2 separate regions of the Homo sapiens genome follow, and region 2 is linked to region 1. A link is an interaction called in ENCODE POLR2A ChIA-PET data of the cell type or tissue named here. Cell type or tissue: OCI-LY7. All regions are shown on one strand. Each heading gives the region's core, and the rest is flanking DNA. Links, peaks and the distances in the headings are about the cores only.

The links. Peaks named below come from ENCODE experiments on the same cell type or tissue, not always from the same donor. Only the 100,000 strongest peaks of a DNase experiment are listed, where the experiment ranks them.
Region 2: POLR2A ChIA-PET joins it to region 1 with 5 read pairs; 1 of 35 experiments calls an interaction of 5 or more read pairs at or near these places.

What each region holds. Positions count from the first base shown.
Region 1 is chr15:88,398,877-88,406,077 of GRCh38, reverse strand. No RefSeq gene overlaps it. Among named protein-coding and RNA genes, the nearest start is that of MRPL46, 65 kb to the left of the region's middle. RefSeq lists an enhancer at 2,818-5,906. In OCI-LY7, for the core only: no CTCF peak of the experiment used is centred there; DNase peaks (open chromatin) are centred at 2,557, 3,497, 4,227 and 4,547; H3K4me3 peaks cover 4,002 bases; H3K27ac peaks cover 4,859 bases.
Region 2 is chr15:88,629,465-88,636,665 of GRCh38, reverse strand. It overlaps AEN (apoptosis enhancing nuclease), which reads right to left. Exons shown (of 4, transcript NM_022767.4): 4 at 4,385-6,608. The coding sequence ends at 6,372. It also overlaps a transcript of ISG20 not described here. Among named protein-coding and RNA genes, the nearest start is that of ISG20, 6.0 kb to the left of the region's middle. RefSeq lists an enhancer at 254-548. In OCI-LY7, for the core only: a CTCF peak has its summit at 4,446; no DNase peak of the experiment used is centred there; H3K4me3 peaks cover 206 bases; H3K27ac peaks cover 2,561 bases.

The DNA.
Region 1 (7,201 bases), core at 1,266-6,265:
ACCAGTTGCAGTGGTACAGATGTAACAAGTTTGGCTTGCTAGCCCTCTGCTATGGTTTGAATATGTCTCCCAAATTTCATGTCAGAAACAATCTCCAAATTCATATGTTGATGGTATTTGGAGGTGGGACCTCTAGGAGGTAATTAGGATTAGATAAGGCCATAAGGGTGGGGCCCCCATGATAGGACTGGCAGCTTTATAAGAAGAGAAAGAGAGACCTGAGAAAGAGTGGACATGCTCTTGCCCTCTCACCATGTGATGTCCTCCACCATGTTATGACATACCTAGAAGGTCCTCACCAGATGCTGATGCCTTGATCTTGGACTTTCCAGCCTCCAGAACTGTGAGTTAAATAACTTCTTTTCTTTATAAATTATCTGGTCTATAGTGTCCTAACAACAGAAAATGAACAAAGCCACCTTCTTTAAGTCTTTTTAGGAGAATGCATATGACAACACCTTGAATACTTGGATTTGCATCTCCCCTCTTGGAGAGGAATGGAAGGTGTCTTTCTCTGATATGAGATCCATATATTACAGATGGCTATGGGTAGATGTGAAAGGCCCAAGGGGTGGACTGTACTGGATTCAATTTGTGTGCCACCCCAAGTCCATGTGGCCACATATTCTTCTATCTCAGTCTTGGTCACTTGCCTTGCTTTCCAGTTGAGCAGCCTTAGCAAGAGCTCACACTATTGTTCCCACAGCACTAAAGCCAGACTGTTGTCACTGCTGTTAGCACTGCTACAGATGGAGGATCCTAGCAGGTAGTATTGTATAACCAGGCCAGATTGGAAGCTATGCCAGAGCCCTGGACTCCCAGAAATTTGGGCTTCTCTTGAGGTTGCTTGAAGAGACCAAATGACATGTCATAGAAGAGCAGTGGAGTACATACTTTATAGAGTCGACTTTGATCAGTGGGAGCTGGGACCAGTAAAGAGGCAGCAAATAATAATTTTTCCATTTCTCTTCATGAATGAACTATTAAGAGAGGGAACAGATGAACTGTTGAGATCAGAAGATGATCTGAAGGACTGAACAATCAGTTGCACTTGCTCTGAAACAGCCCCTTTTTGTTAAACATCTCACTTTTATTTTCTCTTCCTCTTTCCCTGCCTCAGTCTCTTTTTCCCTTGATAAACGTTTTCCAATAAAGCGTTAGCCTGTGAGCCTCTCCCCTGGGCAGGCTCTCTCCTCCAGGAAACCCGGGTAAAGACAGGTGGTAAGGATGACATCGTGTCGTTGATGAGGATGCCGATGGAGTTGTGATGAGGTTGGTGAAAGTGGTGGTGGTGATGGAGAATGACGGTACTGAGGTGACAACGAGACGAAGGGTGTTGGTAATGACTTTATAAATGTTTTATAAGGACAGTGAAAGTCTGAGAAGTCCAGGATTATGGTCAATTATATTCACTCAAATTTGGTGTTTTTCTCTGTAGTTCTCTTTCCTAGGGGAGGATTATATGTCCCCATCCTTTTGAACTGAAGCATGACCATGTGACTTGCTTTAGCCAGTAAAGCTGTAAAAGCAGCGTGTGCTTTGGCCATATTCACTTTTCTTCTGCTGTGATGGCAGCCATCTCTTGTGGAGGCTGCTCCTTCAGCTCTGTTCTTGGGGCAGAACCATAATTGACCCATGACAGATATTCAGCTTGAGTGGGAATAATCCTTTTTCACTGAAAGTCCAAGAGATTTTGGGAAGTTTGTTACCACAGCATAATCTAGTGTATCCTGATTTAGATAAGGGAGAAGAAGTCTGTCTGGGAAATGTGCCTTTGGAATATTAGTGATAAATGAGAAAAATGACTGCCTCAGAAAGTTGTATTCTCCTTTGAAAAAAACCTCTGGATGGAAGTTTTGGGGAGAATCATAGTCCATTTTAATCTGGACCAAAGAGAAATGAGGAAAGCTACCTTCATGGGTGACAACAGCTATTCAATTATTCCACACTTGCACATCTATATTAGTGGGGCTCTTCACGGGCTTAGGAAGTTCTGCTGAGTTCTCAAGGAGTGGATTCATATACTTACCGGCTGCAGTGGAGCAGAGAGGGAGGAAGATGGGGTCATCAGGTAGGGGAGTGTGGCAGGGAGTCTTCCAATGTCCTTGAATCCTGCTTGACTAATGCAATCAGCTATGTGAGGCAGGAGCCGATTCTCCCCACCTTCCCCCACTAGCCCACAGGGGGTTCCTGCTAATGATTAGCTCAGGCTGATTCTCATTAATGCTCTTTATTTACAGGCAGATGAATCAATTATGGAAAATACGGTTTTCTCTTCTTAAGTCGGTTTTGTGCTTCATTTTCGATCTGCTGGTGTTCTGGGCAGAGTGCAGCGCCCCGACCTTCTCAGGGTGATGAGTCTGGTGAGAAAATGAAGAGGGTGTGTGTATTGGTGGTGGGTGTGAGGGACGGAGGGATACAAGATGGCTTCATTAGGAACAGTCAAGGGGTGGAGACTTGGAGAGGAAGGATCTAATTGAGTGTGCACCCTCCTTCATGTCCCCGCCTTGCCCAGAATATGCAAATCCTGATGAAAACCAGGAGCTGAGAGAGACCGTGTTGTCTCCAGAGGACTGCTGAGATCCTTTGCTAACAGGAATAAGCACAACTTACACTAGCTTGCAGAGTGGGGCTGCCTCCAAGCATGCACTTATGCTCCTCGACCTACATTTTCTTTGTCTTTGTAATGGAGATCGTGTGTGTGTGTTGGGGGCGGGGTGGGGGGGGTGAGTGCATGAAATCAGCAAGTATGTGAATAATCCTGCAGTCACATCTATGTACTGAGCACCTACTATGTTCTACTCTATTAGGGAAATGGCTGGAAAACAGGCAGTCATGACCCTATTTCCTCACAGTGTGGCGAGGAAGACAGAGTTGGAGCAATTAAAGATGCAATAGTCCATCTAAAAGAGCTTCAGTTGGGGACCTAACTTGGCCAGAATGATTAAGGATTAAAGAGTGCTTAAGATGAGACCTGAGAATGGGTAGCAATAATTAGTGGTAGTGAATGCATTTATACAAAATATATACTTGTGTGTACATGTGGGTGCACATGTACACACAGGTGCACGCGACAGATGTACACACGAAGTAAAATTCTAGGTAACTGAGTAAATAAATTAGTCCACAGAGAAAAAACTTCCATATTGCCAAGTTTATCATCCATTAAACACCCAGAAGATTTTATTGCCAACAAATTAGATGTTGATTTTTAGAAAATTAATTATATATTTCCCTGCCCTCCTAAGCAGCGTAAGTATCGCTTTCGTCATATTTCAGGGTCTTTCGCTATGACTGACATGCCAGTAGGATGCTTAGAGAGAGGGCTTCCTCAGGATTTATTTGGGGGTATGTAATAATTTTATTGCACTGAGATGGCTTCAGACTGCTTTGCTTTTTGAGTTCTTATGTCTGCTTTTTATAGTTTGCTGTCTCTTTCTGTGCTCTCGGGCTGTCAACTGTCACTTCCTGCAGCTGTCAGTAAGCCTGGCATTGGCAGGCCTCACCACTATCAGCATCTGCCCCGCCCCCAACACTCACAGGCTCAGCGATTCCATTCTAATCAGGTACTGACTCAGTTGGCTTGGCTTATCCAAGCTGTAAAGCAGCGCTCTGTAAAGTGCAGCCCCTACCCCAGCAGCAGCAGCTCCACCTGGGAACTTGTCAGAAATGCCAGTTCTTGGGCCCCGTCCCGGACCTGCTGAATCAGAAACTCTGGGGGTGGGACCATGTATTTAACAAGCTGTCCTGGTGATTCAGATGTCCCTAAAGTTTGAGAACCAGTGCTGTAAGGAAGGATAAATAGGGTCCAAGCGAGGGCTGTGTTGCTCTCCTTTGTGCAAGCTGCGTGAGCTTTAGAGCATCAGCCCTGCCTATGTTCTGTCCAGTCAAGGAGCCTGTGTTCCTTCCTGGTTCTGGGCTGTGTTCAGTGTGATTGGATTGTTTCAGGATATCTGAGTTGTAGGAAGATGAGAGGCCGGCTGTGTGAGTCTGAGTGCACACAGAACAAGAGTGAAGGACAGAAAGATAAAGACGGGGCCAGAGCTATGGCTTATGCTCAGCTCCCCAGCTCTTAGCTGCTGGAGTTTCTTACATCTTGGTTCCAGAGCCCTGGCCTGAACTCTCCAGCCAGGAGCCCTGGCGGTCTTCAGGTGGCAGAAGGGTCTTCTGATTCCGTCTTGCTCTCCCACACATGAGTAGCTGCCGGGGGCCCAGGCTGAGTGGCAGGAACACCCAGAGAGGCAGCAGCTGCCGGTGATGCTGCCAGAGACTGTCCAAACGGAGTTCTGAGGAGGGACAGCTAGGATATGTGTGGGAGCCTCTGAGATGCATGGATTTGGGTTTGTAAACATGGGCCTGTTACATTTAGGGTGGGCCACGGGCTTAGGGAGAGCTCCGTAGCATCTTTTGGCAACAGTTGAACATTTTGAGTGGTTTTAAAACATTGCTTATTCCTTATATAGTAGGAGGCCTGTTTTAGCACAGCTTGTCGTCAAAGGGGAGGAGAGAGGAGGGCGTTGGCACTGGGTGAACACCCATTGTGTGCCAGGTACTTTGCATAAATCTTGTTTTGTCGTTACACCCTTCTCCAGGGGCTGGGGCTTATTAGCTCTGCTTTACAGACTAGGACAGCGGCCAAGAGCAGAGGTCTGGGCACAAGAGGTGTCAACCATAGTGAGTCCTGCATGACCCCAGCACTGATACGAGGAGTGTGTTTTGTGAGTATCCAAGACTGTGTAACTGTCAGACAACACGGTAGTACTGAGGGCCCTCTGCCCACAGTGGGAGCACATGGTTGCACTCCTGACATGAGGCTCCAAAGCTGGGCTAAAGTTCCTTTACGATTGACTTGCTCAGTCTGCCTACATCGGTATTTGCTGGAGAGAGAGAGAAAGCAAGCATCTGCTGAACGTGAATCCTGTGAGATGCTCCTCAAATTCAAAGTCCCACTGGCCAAATCAGTTCGGGAATTGTCATAAACTTATCTATACTCCACTCTTGGAGGTCACGATTCAGACTGTATCAGGCAGAGATCAGCTAGAGCCACAGAAACAGTAGGAAATACATATTAAGAGATTTATTGCAAGGAATTGGTTTATGTAATTGTGGGGGCTGGCCAGGCAAGTCTGAAGTCCCAAGGTCAGGCTGGAATTCTAGACCATGGGGTGAAGCTGCTGTCTGAAGGCAGAATTTCTTCTTCAGGGAAACCTCAGCTCTGCTCCTAAGGCCTTCAGACTGATTAAATCAAACCAACCCAGATGATCCAGGATAATCTCGCTTATGTAAAGTCACCCTTCCCAGGGGACTGGGGCTTATTAGCTGTGTCTAATAAGATAAGGCTTCTTAGTCCCTCTGGGGGACAGATTATCTAGGATAATCTCCCTTATGTAAAGTCAACTGATTATGAATTTTAATCACATGTACAAAATACCTTCATGACAACACCTAGATTTGTGTTTATAGTTGACATCTAGCTGGGTGAGGTGGTCACAGCTGTAATCTGAGCACTTTGGGAGGCAGAGGCAGGAGGATTGCTTGAGGCCAGGAGTTTGAGGCCTCCAGTCTGGGTGACAGGGCGAGACCCTGTCTCTAAAATAAACAAACAAACAAATAAAGTTGACATCTAGAACTGACTGTCACACAAATAAACACACTGAGAAGTCCTCCACTAAAGACATCTTGGTTTCGCAGAATCTGTTGTTTCCCAAAGTTGTTTGAACAAGTCCCCACCCCCATTCCCTATCCCCCACAACAGCTGTTTCCACCCAGTATTCTACAGGGTACCTTGGAGATTGCTGCCCCAGCTGTCTGGCCCTTCCTGAGAGGTGCTGCGCAGCAGGAAGCCCAGGGCCGAGTCTGCTCGGTCTACAGGGGCTCTAGGGCAGGGTTTGTCCACTTTGGCCCTATCGACATTTTGGGTCAATTAATTCTTTGTGGTGGGGCTGTCCTGTGCACTGTAGGATGCTTACCAGCATTCCTGGCCCCTATGCACTAGATGCCAGTAGCATCTCTTCCTCCCGAGCTGGGACAACGTAAAATGTCAAATGTCACCTGGGGGACAACATTGCTCCTGTTGAGAACTATGAGTGTAGAAGAAGTTAGGAGACAACAAAGGGCTTTACTGGCCCGGCAGCCTGAGTTTGAATCATACCTCTGTGTTACTTTTGTTTACTTCCATCCTGCCACGTTCCAAAAGGATGTGAGCCGTTAAGTCTGTTATTTAATAGCTCCACGGGGAAGTTAATTCTACTTTTGTGAACCTCAGTTTTCACCTCTGCAAAATGGGAGTCATGACAAGACTTATCTTGCTGGTTATTGAGGGATTCACTGAGGTGGAGTGTGTAGGGTACCTGAATCACAGTGGTTATTCCATATATGTTTGTTCCTTAGCCTTCCAAAAGAGAAACTGAGTCTCACAATTAGGATTTCATGGGCATCCTAAAATAGTGGAGTTGCAAGGATCTTGGCTGTCACCTGGTCCATTTTCTAGATGAAAAGACCAGCCTGGCACCTGCCAGAGGTTCCAGAGCTCCAGGCAGGGATATTTCTCAACCCCGAGCTGTGAAACTTCCCAGGTGTAAAATACCTGGGGGCCCTGGATAAGAATAGCCCAGGTGTCCTCCACAGTTCCTGCTGCTGCTGAGTCTGGAGAGAAGCACTTAGGTGTGGACAGGCTCTAAGGACCCTCGGAGGGTTCAACACTGTCCTGGGGCTCCTCTCTAGGCCTCCTCTGCAGGCTGCTCAGGTCCTCCCCTTCCCGCAGGCTGTGATGCAGAGGCTTGAGCACCACGCTGCAGAGATTTATGAATGGCGCACCCTTGAACATAAGGTTGGGCCTTGCCAGAAGGTTTATTAATGGGCTTTCATCTAGCACTTTAGGTCTGCGAGCTCGATCTGTTCCCCTGGTCCGTGGCCGGATGTGGGGAGGTACACCACATCAGCAAAATTTTCCTCTTGGCTTGGTGGCTGGGACTTGGCAGAGTGGGGTGATGTAGATGCTATCCTTCTAAGCTCCACTGGGATTAGAACCCATAGGCCTCCTTTCTCCTCTCTTGGCTATCTCTGAGCCTACTGGGCTGTCTTCCTTGGAGGGGAGCATCTAGTTTGTTGTCATCTCCTGCAGTCAGAATGGTGACCACCGTCTCAGGCCATGGTGGGATGCTGAGAATACTGGTCTTGGGTCAGAAGCTATGGACTATGG
Region 2 (7,201 bases), core at 1,395-6,394, 230 kb before region 1:
TCCAGAGACTAAGCTGGGAGGATCAATTGCACCCAGGAGTTTGAGGCTATGACAGTGCCAATACACTCCAGCCTGGACAGCATAGGGAGACCTTGTCTTTAAAAACTAAAAGTTTACTTCCTATCCCCTTCTCTGGCCTTTTCCCATAGGAATTAGCACCCTCTGAAACTGTATTTTACTTGTTCATTTACTGTTCCCCCTGCCATCTGTTTAGTTCAAAACTGGGGCCCCAGCACCTAGAACCCTGCCTGGGTCCAGCTGAACTGTTTTTCAAGTGTATTGTGTGCTCTGATGTTGGACGCCAGGCACCGGTGGCCCAGTACCCAGAGAGAAGCCCGACCCCAGCCAGGGTTTCCCGGTGCCGACGCTCTACCTTTAACTGGCGTCACCCATCGGCAGGCTACGCCCACAAATCTTGTTGGATCAGGTGACAGTAGGTGAGTCACTCAGGGCAAACTTGTCAGCCTTTCAAGGCACACATCCAGCTACAGCTGACCACCTGTAATGACCATAACAGGTACAAGTCGGCCACTCTGTGGCCCTCTCTGGATCCACAGCACTGGCCTCAGGCTGAGACAACTCACACTGGAGGGCGAGAGGCCCCTCTCCCCACAAGGGACACGCTCTCCCAGTCCAGCCATCTCCAGTCCTGCTGGGCATGTACGCCTAAAATGTGTATGTGTATTCCTAAATTGTGGTTGGCCCTTGAACAACATGGGCTTGAACTGCACAGGTCCACTTACATGCAGATTTTTTTTCAATAAATATATTGGAAATTTTGGGAGAGATTTTTCAACAATTTGAAAAAACTCAGATGAATTGCACAGCCTAGAAATATCAAAGAAATTAAGAAGCTACTTATGTCATGAATGTATAAAATACATGTAAATACTAGTCTATTTTATCACTTACTACCATAAAATATGCACATCTATTATTAAAAGGTAAAACTTAACAAAACTTACCTACTTACAGACCACACGTGGCACCATTCTCAGTCAAGAGAAATGTAAACCAATGTCGGGATGCAGTCTGAAACCGTAACTGCATAAAATTAACTATAGTACACAGTGTGCTGTTAATGTAGCCACTTCCTGTTGTTACTGTAGTGAGCTCAAGCGCTGCAAGTATCTGCTTAAAACGTGTGTGACACTACCCATCCCCGCTTCAGCAGTTCATATCCAGGACATCTGGTATCCCAGTAAGATGGAAAAAGTGATTTCTTGCAGTTTTTGTGGTATTTTTCATCATGCTTAGTGCAATACTGTAAACCTTGAATCCCACCATGGGACCCATATGAAGTGCCACTACTGATGCTGGAAGTGCTCCCAAGAAGCAGAAAACAAGTCGTGACATTACAAGAAAAAGCTGAATTGCTTGATATGTACCACAGATTGAAGTCCACAGCTGTGGTTGCTGCCATTTCAGACAGATGTTTCATCTCATATGTAAATACAGTAAAAACCTTACAATACCGATAAATACAGTAAATATATTTTATCTTCCTTATCATTTTTTCTCTCACTTACTTGATTATAAGAATACAGTATATAATACATATGACATATAAAATATGTGTTATTTGGCTACCTGTTATCAGTAAGGCTTCCAATCAAAAGTAGGCTATTAGTTGAATTTTTGGGGAATCAAGTTACATGCACATTTTTGACTGTGTGGGGAGTCAACACCCAATCCCTATGTTGTTCAAGGGTCAACTGTATATACTAAAGGTTGAACCATAAGAAACAGTGTGGCCGGGCACGGTGGCTCACGCCTGTAATCCCAGCACTTTGGGAGGCCAAGGTGGGCAGATCCCATGAGCCCAAGGGTTCAAGACCAGCCTGGGCAACATAGAAGACCTCGTCTCTACTAAAAATGTAAAAAATCAGCCAGGTATGGTGACATGCACCTGTAGTCCCAGCTATTATACTTGGGAGGCTTAGGCTGGAGGATCACTTGAGCCTGGGAGGTTGAGGTTGCAGTGAGCCAAGACTGTACCACTGTACTCCAGCTTGGGTGACAAGTGAAACCCTGTCTCAAAAACAAAAACGAAAAGCAAAAAACTAGAATATTAGCAATTTCATGTGGTTTAATACATGTAAAACTATGCTGATACATATTACAAAACACATGTTAAGAAAATTAGTTAAAAAGGAACTGTATACCAAAAAGCATGTAAGAAGATGCTCAATATTACTAATGATTAGGGAAATGCAAATCCAAACCACATCATCTCATACCCATTAGGATGGCTGCTATGGAAAAACAGAAAAAAATGTTGGCAAGGACGTGGAGAAACTGAAACCCTTGTTCACTGTTGGTGGGAATGTAAAATGGTACAGCTACTAAAGAAAACAGCACAGCAGTTCCTCAAAAAAAACTATAGGCCAGGCGCGGTGGCTCACGCCTGTAATCCCAGCACTTCGGAAGGCCGAGGCGGGTGGATCACCTGAGGTCAGGAGTTCCAGACCAGCCTGGCCAACATGGTGAAACCCCGTCTCTACTAAAAATATAAAAATTAGCCAGGCGTGGTGGCATGCGCCTGTAATTCCATCTACTTGGAAGGCTGAGACAGGGGAATAGCTTGAACCCAGTAGGCAGATGTTGCAGTGAGCCAAGATCGCGCCATTGCACTCCAGCCTAGATGACAAGAGTGAGACTCTGTCTCAAAAAAAAAAAAAAAAAAAAAAAAAAAAAAATTACCATATAATCCAGCAATTCCCCTGCTGGGTATATATTCAAATAAATTGAAAGGAGGGTCTTGGAGAGGTATTTGTACACTTGGGAGCACTTTCAGCATGTTCATAGCTGCATTATTCACAACAGCCAAGGGGGGAAGTAACCTAAGTATTGTTGACTGACAGATGAATGGATAAACAAAGCATGGTATATACATACAAAAGATCATTCAGCCTTAAAAAGAAAATTCTAGCCAGGTGCAGTGGCTCACTCCTGTAATCCCAGCATGCTGGGAGGCCAAAGCAGGAGGATCACTTGAGGCCAGGAATTCAAGACCAGCCCGGGCAACATAATGAGACCCCGTCTCTAAAAAAAAAAATAAAAAAAATAGTTGCCAGGCATGGGGGCACATGCCTGTAGTCCCAGCTACTTAGGAGGCCGAGACAAGAGGATAACTTGAGCCCAGGAGTTTGAGTCCAGCCTGGGCAAGAGTCTCTTAAAAAATAAAATTCTGACACATGCCACAACATGGATGACGACACTGTGCTAAGTGAAATAAGCTCGTCACAAAGTGACAAATACTGTATGATTCCACCTGTATCAGCTATCTAGTCAAATTCATAGAAGTAGAAAGTAGAATGGTAGTTGCCAGGGGTTGAAAAAAGGGGGAAATTGCTGGGCGCGGTGGCTCACACTTGTAATCCCAGCACTTTGGGAGGCTGAGGCAGGGGGATCACCTGAGGTCGGGAGTTCGAGACCAGCCTGACCAACATGGAGAAACCCTGTCTCTACTAAAAATACAAAATTAGCCGGCCGTGGTGGCGCATGCCTGTAATCCCAGCTACTCGAGAGGCTGAGGCAGGAGAATTGCTTGAACTCGGCAAGTGGAGGTTGTGGTAAGCCAAGATCACGCCATTGCACTCCAGCCTGGGCAACAAGAGTGAAACTCTGTCTCAAGAAAAAAAAGGAATAAAAGAAAAAAGGGGGAAATGGAAAGTGTCAGTTTCACAAGATGAAAGAGTTCGAGATCTGTTGCACAGCAATGTGGATACAGACATAACACTATTGAACTGTACACTAAAAGTAGTTAACATAGTAAATTTTCTATGTGTATTCTACTACAATTAAAAACTTTTTTTAAGTGAGTACATAGCTTCAGGGAGAAACAAAAAAGTTAAAACAAATATGGCCAGGTGCGATGGCTCCTGTTTGTAATCCCAGCACTTTGGGAGACCGAGGTGAGTGGATTCCTTGAGTCCAGGAGTTTGAGACCAGCCTGGCTAACATGGTGAAACCCCGTCTCTACTAAAAATACCAAAAAAATTAGCTGGGCGGGGTGGCGCATGCCTGTCATCCCAGCTACTTGGGAGGCCAACGTGGGAGGATCTCCTGAGCCTGGGAAGTCGAGGCTGCAGTGAGCCATGATTGCACCCTGCACTCTAGCCCAGGCAACAGGAGTAAGACCCTGTCTCAAACAAAAAACAAAACACAAAACTTGTGCTCTGTAATAGGGCAATAAGAAATAAATTATCTAAATTCTGTAGCTCTGCTAGTTTCTTGCTGGAGCCCACTGCATCCTCTTGAAAACTGCCTTCTCGAAGTCCAAAGCACCCAGCAAGGCTTAGTGCCCCAGTCCCCCTCCCAAACCCCCAATGAGCCACCCTCCAATCCCAGCTTGAGAATTCACAGGAAGGGCCACTTCACCCACGTTTCCAATTGAGTTTTATTCTAGAACAAATGGTTTTACAACAAAGCTGATCTTAAATAGTACATTTCCCCGCTGATAACAGCACCATCTTCCTTCGACCCCCAGACCAAGGGATCAAAGCTACTGCTCAATTGAGTTTGACATCAGCTACCGACTTTTAAGGAATCTAGAACAAAGTTCTGGAGCCAGGCCAGAAGTGGTAAAAGATTCAGTTAGCCCCTTCCTCTGTGCTGTGCTGACAGGGAGGGAGCCAGTGACTGGACAATCTATGACCCCAAGTTTGTGGAACGTGGGGCTTCAGCTGAGGGTGGGGTAGTGTGATTTCAGCAGTGTCTGTACCTCCCTGACCCCTGCGCTGCTTTGCTCTGTTGTCACCTCCCGCACAGTGTCGGGACACTGACCGGAAGCCAAACCTGTGCCTGGTGGCCACAGACAAGACACACGGATATCCGTGAACCTTGCTGCTGTGCCCTCACCGAGGCCAGCGCCCCACCTGCTGGAACAGCCAAGCCGGAGCAGTTCTGTCTGGGCCACAGCTGCTCAGCCTGTGGACTCAGGTGTTATCCTGAAGAAGTTACAACAAATTCTCAAAGAATAAACAATGGGCTTAAAAAAAAAAAAGGGGGATAAACAGAAACTCACAGTAGCTGTGGCTCACCATGTGCCAGGCACTGTGCCAAGCACTTCACATTTAGTGCTCATTACAACCCTATGAGGTAGGCCGTACCACTATCCCCACTTTACAGATGAGGAAAAAACAGCCTCAAGAGTGAAGTCCCTCGCTTGCTTAGTATCTCAAAGCTAAGCTGCAAGCAAAGATGGGGCTCCAAGGTCTGTGTGACCTGAGCTCTTGGTTATCCAATACTTCAAAACTGTCACTTAGGAAAGAAGAGAACATTTTTAGAAATAGGAGAAAACCCAACAGCCACAGTGATTGTCAAAGAGCTGAGGGGGCATCAGACCAGGTTCGGGGGCACCAGACCAGGTTCAGGGCCACTGCGTAACTGCCAATGCCCTGCCCCAGCCCCAGGAGACACGCAGACTCCACTGCCCTAGACGAGTGGCCCTGCTGTTAATAAATAAATAAAGGTCAGGCACAATCCTACACAAAGGCCCCAGAATTCAAACCACTGTCTTGTTTCTCAGACTTTTGCTTAAGAGCCCAGTACTGGGTGGACTGGGGAAATCCCTGATTTGGGTCAAAATAAATATGCCAGTTCTCGTCCAAAGCTTACCTGCCTTCCCTCCTCCCTGAGCTGTGCCTGGGGCTTTCTGTTGCCAAGAAATGTTAAGGAGCCAACTCCCCACGAGAAGCCTGTGGGCTCTGCTATTCCACTGTAGCCTAGCAGGGAGCTGACAGGCCAGGCACGGAGTTCCTACAATGGCTGTAGCCAGAGTTCCAGGTCAGGGAGGTGGGGAAGAAATGCCTCCTTTAGGACTTAACTCCTCTTTAACTTCAGGACATGTTTATTCTGAACCCAAATGAGTGGAGGAAGAGGTAGGCAACAAAAGGAAGAGAACTTTACCCCCAAGTCATTGAGTTGGGGTAAGGGAGCTCCAGGATATTGACACCCCCACCCACCATCCCCAGAGAGGATGATATGATCCCTTTCATTAGCACAGCATGATGACTCAGGAGATCTGGGGGGTGGGGAAGGCCACGGCAACCTGGGCAGTCTGTTGGCACATTCCCTACTCCTGCTGGGCCCTAGAAGATGGTCCACCTGACATCTCCATGGAGTCTGTAAAGTGCCATTAGCAAAACCACAGGAGTCAGAAGAAAGAACCAACAGCCCTGGAGAGAGAGAGGGCTATGCTGTGTGCAGAGGGTGTCAAGGTAACAGATGACCCCTACTCCTCTGGCCCTGGGGCTGGCTCACTGCATCCTGCCCCACCCTGCCCAGGAAGGAGTGCCCGCTGCTCTCCTGGCCCCCACTTCCTACCGGCCACACCGGAAGCCCAGCCAGGGAGCCCCGCCCCCTTCTCAATTCCTTCTGTCCTGTGCCTCCCTGGCTCCTCCTCTGCTGCCGTGGGCCAGGTCATCGGGCCAGTACTGGTCCTCCATGTACTGTTCCATGTCTGTGCTGCTGTCAGGTTCTCTGTCCTCGGGGCAGGTCCAGAGGCTGCGGGCCTCCTGCTGTTCCCACTGCACCTCCACCAGCCGGTAGAGCTCCATGGCTGTCGTGGCATCTTCTACTGATGAGTGCCCGTGCTGGCCCACCTACTGACGAGAGCCAACACATCACTGCCTGCAGGCCTAGTGAGAGGCCTGTTACCCCAAGAAGCAAGGCCAGTTTCCCAGGGCTCTTTGTGCAGGCCCAAGAATACGTATGCTCAGAATGGAGGTTCACAGAAAAGGGATGGAACCTCAACTGTACACCATAAGCCATGCAGCTTCTCCAAGCCTGTTTTCCTCAAATATAAGGCATGCTAAAAATCTCTTGCTTCAAAGGCTTGCAGATCAGATGAATAATAAATGTGAAGCCCAACAGGAGCAAGAGGTACTGGCTCCTCCTGATCTAAGGCTCTATGTCTGCTAGTAGGGGATGGGAGACCATGCTTCAGGGATGCAAGAACCAAGAGTTAGGGAGGGGACAGATCTGGAAGAGATCGGCCTAGGAGAATGTGTTCTGGGAGAATCGCAGTACACACTGGGGAAGAAGGATCATGGAGAGAAACACCTGGAGCTGCGTGTACAGGAGGGAGACCCATTTAAGCAAGGTCCCTGGACCTGGACTAGGGAAGAGAATGACAAGGAGGCTGGAGACACAGCCCAAAGCCTTGTCTGTGGCTCAGGTGGCATGGAGGCCAGGC